2 separate regions of the Homo sapiens genome follow, and region 1 is linked to region 2. Evidence: chromatin contacts called from ENCODE Hi-C or POLR2A ChIA-PET data. All regions are on one chromosome and are shown on one strand. The core of a region is the stretch at or near the end of the contact, and the rest is flanking DNA. Distances in the headings are between cores, read along the strand shown. Region 1 holds the start of ZNF230 (zinc finger protein 230). Region 2 holds the start of ZNF529-AS1 (ZNF529 antisense RNA 1).

Region 1 (4,221 bases), core at 70-2,569, 7.4 Mb after region 2:
GCAGGTTTTTAGATGAATTGTTTCCTAATTTAGCTTTATACTGTTATTATTTTTTAACCAATGCCAGTTTTTAAATTGCTAACTATAATAAAGAAATTATGTTTCACCAAGAAATAAGAAGAAACTTAAAAAAAAAAATCTTTAATTATTGAGGTATCTGTTGCCTAGGCTGGAGGGCAGTGGTGGCATCATAGCTCACTGCAGCCTCAATCAAACTCCTGGGCTTCAGCAATCCTCCCACCTCAGCCTCCTGAGTACTTGGAACTTGTAGTCCCAAGATCAGGCCACCATGCCTGGCCAGTTAAAAAAAAATTTTTATAGAGACGAAGTCTCCCTGTATTTCCCTGTCTGGTCTCCAATTCCTGAGCTCAAGGGAACGTCCTGCCCTGGCCTCCCAAAGGGTTGGCATTACAGGTTTGAGCCACTGCGCTTGGCCAGGAAGAAAACTCTTTATAAGACATGCTCCTTCACCTATAGAATCCTCCCGTTTTACTGCATTTACAATCTCAATGTAAGATTGATACCAATGCCTAGCTCTTCATCAGTCATTATTGCTCTGAGGTACTGAGCAATTCACTACATTCGCTGAAATTTGATGTTTCTACATCTAAGGAGAAATATGAATACCATGAAAAGTTTATGGGAAGATAGCTATTCCATGACGACACCGCTTCTCCACTAGTAGCTGTGATCTTAAATGGGGGTGGCTTTTCCTGCCAAACCAGTGGTCCCACAGCTTCTGGAGTAGGGGCTGGTGTCTTCCTGCTCCTCATTGCCCCTGCCAAACCATTCCACCTGGCTCATCCTTTAAACCGTTAGTTTTAACCTCCCATCGTCAGATTATCCTAATCCTTGAAGATTTTATCTCCTCGTTTGTTCTCTTCCCAATAACACTCCTGTCATCGTGGGAGGCGTTTAGACTTCAGGAATTCCTGTCTATACACTATTTTCGCTCAAAGACTCAGGAAGAGAGACGGACGACTCACAGGGTCACAGTCCACATTCCCCACCAGGCGCTCAGAGATATGGAATACGTTCCCGGTGGGCACTGCGGTGTGTGTAGTCAAGGACCACCGCGGAGTCCAACGCTTCCCGCTGAAGAGTGAGATTATAGACATTTTCCTTTGGCATTGGAGGAAGCGGAGTCCAGACACACTCTGAGTCGCGGGCAAGTTGGCTCAGGCGGGTGGACGAGTGAATTCTGGGAACTGTAGTCCATCAACTTCATGGAATGGCGGACCCTTTGGCTCAAGCAGTTGAACCGGGGAATTCTGGGAAGTGGAGTCCAGACGCTCTGTGGAGACGCGAGCACTTCCGGTGTGTGAGCCTGCGGTTGCTACATAACCGCGTAGTTTGAGCCATTTCTGCGTCTGGCGGGTCCTTCTGAACTTGTCACCTTCGCTTGGGGTCGCAACGACCCGATGATCGATGATCCAAGCAAGGGAAAAGAAGCCTTGGCGGAGAGCGGAGGTTTGGTGGGGGCGGGGAATGGGGTTTTTTTCCCGTCCACGGAAGCTTTCTGGGATGGGGGTGCTGTGCTCGCATCCCGGGGGTTGGAATTGGCGGGGTCCTCTGTGCCCTGCTGTGAGCGTTTCCAGGACTTTGACCTCGCTCAGCCTGCCTCTCTCCACCCTACCTGTGCGACCGCTTTCTCGCAGTGTGACGTGGAGTGTTACTCAATGTCCTTATACTTTCCATTGCTGTTTTTGGTAATGGGGACATTAGAACCATCCTAGTAGAATCGTTTTTGGGAACTGAAAGAGATAACGCAAATGAGAACCTTAAAGCAGTCCCTGTCACTTGGTGACTGGTGGTCTCTTGTTAACTTCCCGAAGAGGTCAGGTCCCCGGGTGGAGTCATAGCTTCAGCTGCAGGGGCCCTGGTCCTTCTCCCTAATCCCTGCAGGACGCTGGATGATCCCGGGAGGCCTTCTGACCTCTTTTTAGGAAAGCGAGTTGCGTCCGCTTCCACGAAGGGCGGGGAGCATTTAACTTTTATGGGGGACCGCGATGCAGTCAGGGTATTTCACAACTTTCGCCTTCCCCAGCCTGACCTTTCTAAAAGAGCTGCAGGGAGGGGACTTCTTGGCTACTGAGGGCAAATCTCTATGTGATTGGTCCTTGGCTTTTTTCCTTTATAGAGATGTTCACCCAACCGAGAGTGTGTCCTCGGGAATGGGTGTTGATAATCATTAAGCCGTAATTGGTAACTTCATTCTAAGTGCTTTATACAAATAAATTTAGGCCACACTGTGGCTCTGTGAAGTATTGCTTTTCTTTGTTTTAAAAATGAGAGTGAGACACAGGGTGCATAGCAGCCAACTAGTGAGAGGTAGAGCTGGGGTTGGCACCTAGGCAGTCCAGGTCAGAGCCTGAGTTGATCACCTCTTGGATACATTCTCATTGAGGCAGAGGAACTAGCTGGACTCGTAGGGAAAGCAAGTTAGGACCTGATTGAAAGGACGTTGAGAGCAAGGCTCGTGGGCTTGGACGTCTAGGAATTTTTAAAAATTTCTCAACTATTTTGTTTCATGTTTTCCAAGTATTTCGTACTGTTGTGGAACTGTATCATTGTGGAAAAGTCTGAAATAGGAGAAATGAGAGTAGAAAAAGTTTTTTAATTACCCATGTATCCAAGATGTAAAGGTAGTAACTGTTAAGCTTCTAATTGATTTCTTTTGTCTTTCTTTGTGTCTACTTCTATATTTGTTGATAAACATTTTTTTAAAAATTGTTATATTTTAATGTGTTTTCCCATATGTCTTTTAACTATAGAAAATTTTAAATATTGCTAATAGAGACTAAACTAGTGAGGCTGGTTGTGGTGGCTCATGCCTATAATCCCAGCACTTTGGGAGGCCAAGGCAGGTGGATCACTTGAGGTCAGTAGTTTGAGACCAGCCTGGCCAACATGGTGAAACCCCATCTCTACCAAAAATACAAATATTAGCCGGGCGTGATGGCACGTGCCTGTAGTCCCAGCTACTCTAGAGGCTGAGGCAGGAGAATTGCTTAAACCCGGGAGGTGGAGGTTGCAGTGAGCCAAGATCACGCCACTGCACTCCAGCCTGGGCAACAGAGTGAGACTCAAAAAAAAAAAAAAAAAAAAGAATAAACTAGTGAACTGCCATATTATATAATGCTCAATTTTATTATTCCCATTATCCTTATGACTATTTCCTGATATCTAAAATATTTTTGCTGGGCGCGGTGGCTCACGCCTGTAATCCCAGCACTTTGGGAGGCCGAGGCGGGTGGATCACGAGGTCAGGAGATCGAGACCATCCTGGCCAACATGGTGAAACCCCATCTCTACTAAAAAAAAAAATACAAAAAATTAGCTGGGCATGGTGGCAGGCAGTTGTGGTCCCAGCTACTCCAGAGGCTGAGGCAGGAGAAAGGCGTGAGCCCGGGAGGCGGAGCTTGCAGTGAGCGAGATCGCGCCACTGCACTCCAGCCTGGGCTAGGGAGCGAGACTCTGTCTCAAAAAAAAAAAAATTAAAAACTAAAAACAAAATAAAATATTTTCATCTTTATATCATTTAAAAGCTATAGAAAAGTTGCAAAAATAGTATAAGGAGTTCTCATACTCTATCCAAATTTGCCAATTGTTTACATTTTTCCTGGTTGCTTTGTTGATGACCATCAGCCAAATACCACCAGGAACATAACTAACCAGAGACAGCTGATTATGGCTTTCTGCAGCAAGGAAGCCCACATACCATGGTAAATGTGGGGTGTGTTGGTAAGAGGTATTTAAGAAGGGATGGTATAGGGTTTCACATAACATGCTAGATAATATTAGATATTAAATAATATTGTTATCTATTACATATCAGATCTGTTAAAAGACTACTAGTAGTTGTAGTGTTACTCATTAGATAGTGTTGAATAGCATATTACCTAACATCCTGTTATCTAATCTGTAGTTACATATTTAAATTTGTTCAGTTTTTCATTTAAAGTCCTATGCCAGGCACAGTGGCTCATGCCTGTAATCCCAGCATTTTGGGAGGCAACGGCGGGTGGATCTCCTGAGGTCAGGAGTTCGAGACCAGCCTGGCCAACATGGTGACACCTTGTCTCTACTAAAAATATTTTTAAAAGCCGGGTGTGGTGGCATGCTCCTGTAATCCCTGCTACTTGGGAGGCTAAGGCAAGAGAATCACCTGAACCCAGCAGGCGGAGGTTGCAGTGAGCTGAGATCGCGCCACTGCACTCC
Region 2 (4,201 bases), core at 1,380-3,879:
GCTTTTAAAAAATTCATTTCAAGTGCCCATCAAAATTAACTTTATATTTTCATTGCTCTTGATTTACAGAAAATGTATGGGGAATACTAAGAATCTTCACAAACCAGCTTTTTTTCTTCCCTTGCAGATAAGGACTTAAAGTGCCAGGCCTTTATTAAATTCTCTAGGTTTATGTCCATATTAATGTATCCAGGCCTCATAAAGACCCTAAAGCACTGATATAATTATTGTTTACATTCTACAACAAGAAACTGTAAAGCGGAAAAATGAGTAACTATTAACCCCTTTGAAATGCAGTGTGAACATATAACTGAATTTTAAATTTTTTTCACTTTTCCTAAGCTAATTAACACAGGATTACCTTTAATTTTAATTAACTTACATTTAAATACAAAAGCAATATAAATGTTTTTCTATTAAACACAACTTTATTGTTTTGGTAGGACTATAATTCACCCTAAACACTGAAAATTTAGCATCCAAATTGAGACATGCAATAACAATAAAACATATACCAGATTTTGAAAACTTGGTATAAAGATATGAGTGTAAAGTATTTCAGTGTATTCATATCATTACATGTTGAAATAATATTTTGGATATATTGGTTTAAATAAAATACATTACCAAAATTAACTTCAGCTGTTTCTTTTTCTTTTTAAAATGTGTTTAAAGCCGGGCGCAGTGGCTCACGCCTGTAATCCCAGCACTTTGGGAGGATGAGGTGGGTGGATCACCTGAGGTCAGGAGTTCGATACCAGCCCAGCCAACATGATGAAACCCCTTCTCTACTAAAAATTCAAAAATTAGCCGGGCATGGTGGCGGGCGCCTGTAATCCCAGCTACTTGGGAGGCTGAGGCAGGAGACTCACTTGAACCTGGGAGGCAGAGGTTGCAGTGAACTGAGATCGCACCATTGCGCTCCAGCCTGGGCAATAACAGTGAAACTCTGTCTCAAAAAAAAAAAAAAAAGTGTCTAATGGAAATTTTTAAATTACCTAAGTGGCTTTATATTATATTTGCATTAGACTGTGCTGCTTTAGACTCAGACACCACTGTATCAGGCTGCCTCTCACAATCTACACCAATGTCACACTGCCAAATCTCAAAGAAGATTTGGTTGTCACCACTTAAATCCCCTCATGAATGTTCTGGAAAAACTCCCTGCCCTTGTTGACATAGCCTCTCTGCATAAAACTCCTATCATATTCCCACTCCTAAATGTCTCCAAAGCCAACTTTGTCACTTACTGATTAATACCTACCATCTCCTATCTTGCTTTGTTTGCAAATCAAGTCTGTAAATAAGATCAAAGGTATCTAGTGTGCCATTCTACTTAATCACTCGTCTCCTCCTTAACAAATTACATTCTAAAAAAAAGTTTTAACTTCTCCTCCAGGAGTTGTATTTCTATACCATAAAAATCCTTTGGAAAAAAAGAAGCACATGGGAGAATTGAATGATTTACCTAATGCATATGTGAATATTCAATGAAAGGGAAATGGGCATTTGGAAAGGCAATGGAGGACAAGGGGACCCATCTCTACGGTCCTGTTGTTAATTGGGAAGAGAAAACCAAGGGACCAGGTAAATGAACAAAAAAAAAAACTAACCTTGAGTTGGCCATTAGTACCAATGCTGTCTTCCACTTCAGGGGGCCTTCACTTGCAGAACTACATAACCAAGAGGGAGAAAGGACTCATGACATCCTGGACTGGTTAAATAAGAACACAGTGTTCACCACCAGAAAAGCCCATCACACACAACAAACACACCCAGATCGAAGAGGGAAACTAGAATACTGTCGACTCCTCCCCACATCCGAGAAAAAGGTACGACCAATGCCTAGCAGTTTCTAGGGAACACAGCTCAGGAAATACTGTAGTTCTTTAATGTATAAATGGCCTCCAAACTCATGCAAGGGGAGTTATCCCAGGAATGAATACTACACCTATGCCCTCCCCTTCACGTCTTCCCAGGAAACTTCATTTATCTATCTTATCTATCTATCTATCTATCTATCTATTATCTATCATTTATCTATCTTCTATATATCATCTATGTAATCTATCTATATGCGTGTGTGTGTGTGTATAAGACCTCACGAAGAGATTCCATCACAGACATCACAGAGTCGGAAAAATGACGCTTTACCCAAAACAAACTCCTACAGGCTCACGGAAAAAAACGAACAAACAAACAAACAAAAAAAAACAAAAAAACACTTCTACCCCGTTCACACTTATAGTTGGTCACAACAGTGCTGTCACACGATCACGTCACCGTAGACCAGGGTCACACGATAGACCCCGCCCCTACTCACCGTCCTGAGTCCGATCAAACAGCACCCACGGCACACACTAGGGTCTCCGTCTCTCACACACACACACCACAATGACGTCGTAAACAATAGCACTAACCACCATCGTCCGCAGCTCCCGCGTACAGAGGCCTCAGGCTCCCGGCTCCACGTGGACCGACCTCGCCCGGCAGCGCGGGGCCACCTCACCGCGAGCTCCTCCCGCAGCCCGGCCCGGGTCACCTCGACTCGCCAGGCTTAACTCAATAACCACAACACCGGAAAAGGAAGCAAAGGTCGAAGTTCATCCGCGGCCCTGAGGCCTGTGGGAAACGTAGTCCAACAACGAAAGAGCCCTGAAGCTCAAGCGGAGCCCGCTGGCCGCAGGGGCCGCACCACGCCCCAGACCCTGGAGTTTCCGGGTGCGCAGACCCTTGCCATCAGCAGAGGCTGCCGCTGCGCGTCCCCTAGGCGCGGAAGAGGCGGCTGGTGGTCCCTGACGGCAAGGTGAAGTCGAGGCAGTAATCGGGAACCCAGGTTGGGAGGACAGAATGGGGAACAGGAAGCTGGGGCGAGGGTGGTCTTGGGGGAGGTGGGGGGCCGCGGAATTCTAGGTGGCCCCTGCCTCACCTCTGGAAAGAACCGGAAGCCCGGGCCGGGGAGGGTGAAGGGAGTCGCGGACCCGGCTGCTCAGCCGAGGAGGAAACCCGGACCCCAGGCTGAGGGAGGCCGAAGAAGGAACTGGAGGGCCGGGCTGGGAAGGCCTGAAGCGGGTACAGCCTTTAGGCTGGGGAGGGTCGAGGGGAGAACTCGGAGCCTGAGTCGGGCGAGGTTTTGCTCCACTCTGGCTTCTAAGTGTGGGGGCCTCAGGATGTGACCCGTGGTCGTAAACCTGAGGGTGACTTGGAGTTTTTGTCCGTTTTGCACCATGAGAAAGGCCCCAGATGGAATCTGGCAGGTAGCGGCGGTTCAGTGTGTGTGTGTCTGCCTTAGGGCGTGTTTTACACTGTTGACGAAAAGACTCAGACTCTAAAGTATTTGAAGAGACTTATTCTGAGCTAAATATGAGTGACCAATGGCCGGTGGCCCAGCCCTCAGGAGATCTTGAGAACCTGTGCCCAGGGTGGACGGGATATATGTGGTTTTATACCTTTTAGGGAAACATGAGACACCAATCAAATACATGTAAAATGTACATTGATTCCCTCCGGAAAGGCGGGACAGCTGGAAGGTGGCTGGCCTTCCAGGTCATAGGTAGATTCAAAGATTATTTGATTGGCAATGGGTTGAAAGAGTTATTGACGTAAGACTTAGGAATGTCTCCAGGTAGCACGCTTCACAGAGAATAGATTGTAAATGTTTCTTTTCAGACTTGGGGTCTTTTCTATCAGTAATTCCAAAATGGAGGAGGGTATAATGAAGCATGTCCGACCCGCCCACCCCCGCCTTTCCATCATGGCTTTACTAGTTTTTCAGGTTAGGAATGCCCTGGCCAAGAGGAGGGGTCCATTCAAGATGGTCTGGGTGTGCTTAGGATTTTATTTTTGGTTTACAACACCAGCACCACCGGAGTTTGCTGGTGTCCTTTCCAGTCAGTTTCAAAGCAGAGACAGCCATAGTTCTGATTTGTGTCACTGTAACTGTCAGTTCCGGAATTCCATATTTCTCCTTTAGTTTACCCTAATGTGTGTGAGATTTCATGTGTAGTTCATTTTTCTTTTTCTGAACAGCACTCCATTGTGCAAATATACCACAATTTGTGTAGTCATTTTTCTGTTGTTGAACATTTGGCATATTTACAGGTTTTATACATTACGAATAAAGCTGGCACGTTTCCATTTCTCCTGGGCAAATATTTAGAAGAAAAGTTGCTGGGTAATTGGTAAGTTTACATTTAACTTT

What was found. A loop is a pair of places that touch in the nucleus more often than their neighbours do. ChIA-PET counts read pairs that join two places held with the same protein, here RNA polymerase II (POLR2A). Pooled maps may share reads with other maps.
Region 1: a pooled map shows a loop between it and region 2 (12-fold over the local background). The contact joins the promoter of ZNF230 here to the promoter of ZNF529-AS1 in region 2. A Hi-C loop is called at or near these places in 1 of 168 maps with a recorded cell type or tissue (posterior vena cava) and 5 of 50 pooled maps. POLR2A ChIA-PET finds 5 or more read pairs at or near these places in 1 of 52 experiments (naive thymus-derived CD4-positive, alpha-beta T cell).

What each region holds. Positions count from the first base shown.
Region 1 is chr19:44,001,638-44,005,858 of GRCh38, forward strand. ZNF230 (zinc finger protein 230) reads left to right here and starts at 1,320. Exons shown (of 5, transcript NM_006300.4): 1 at 1,320-1,470. ZNF230-DT (ZNF230 divergent transcript) reads right to left here and starts at 1,233. Exons shown (of 3, transcript NR_110727.1): 1 at 628-1,233. RefSeq lists an enhancer at 1,083-1,592.
Region 2 is chr19:36,570,720-36,574,920 of GRCh38, forward strand. It overlaps ZNF529-AS1 (ZNF529 antisense RNA 1), which reads left to right and starts at 2,630. Exons shown (of 5, transcript NR_173348.1): 1 at 2,630-2,836; 2 at 4,102-4,181. ZNF529 (zinc finger protein 529) reads right to left here and starts at 2,573. Exons shown (of 5, transcript NM_020951.5): 1 at 2,421-2,573; 2 at 1,614-1,673. The coding sequence starts at 1,627. RefSeq lists an enhancer at 2,630-2,719.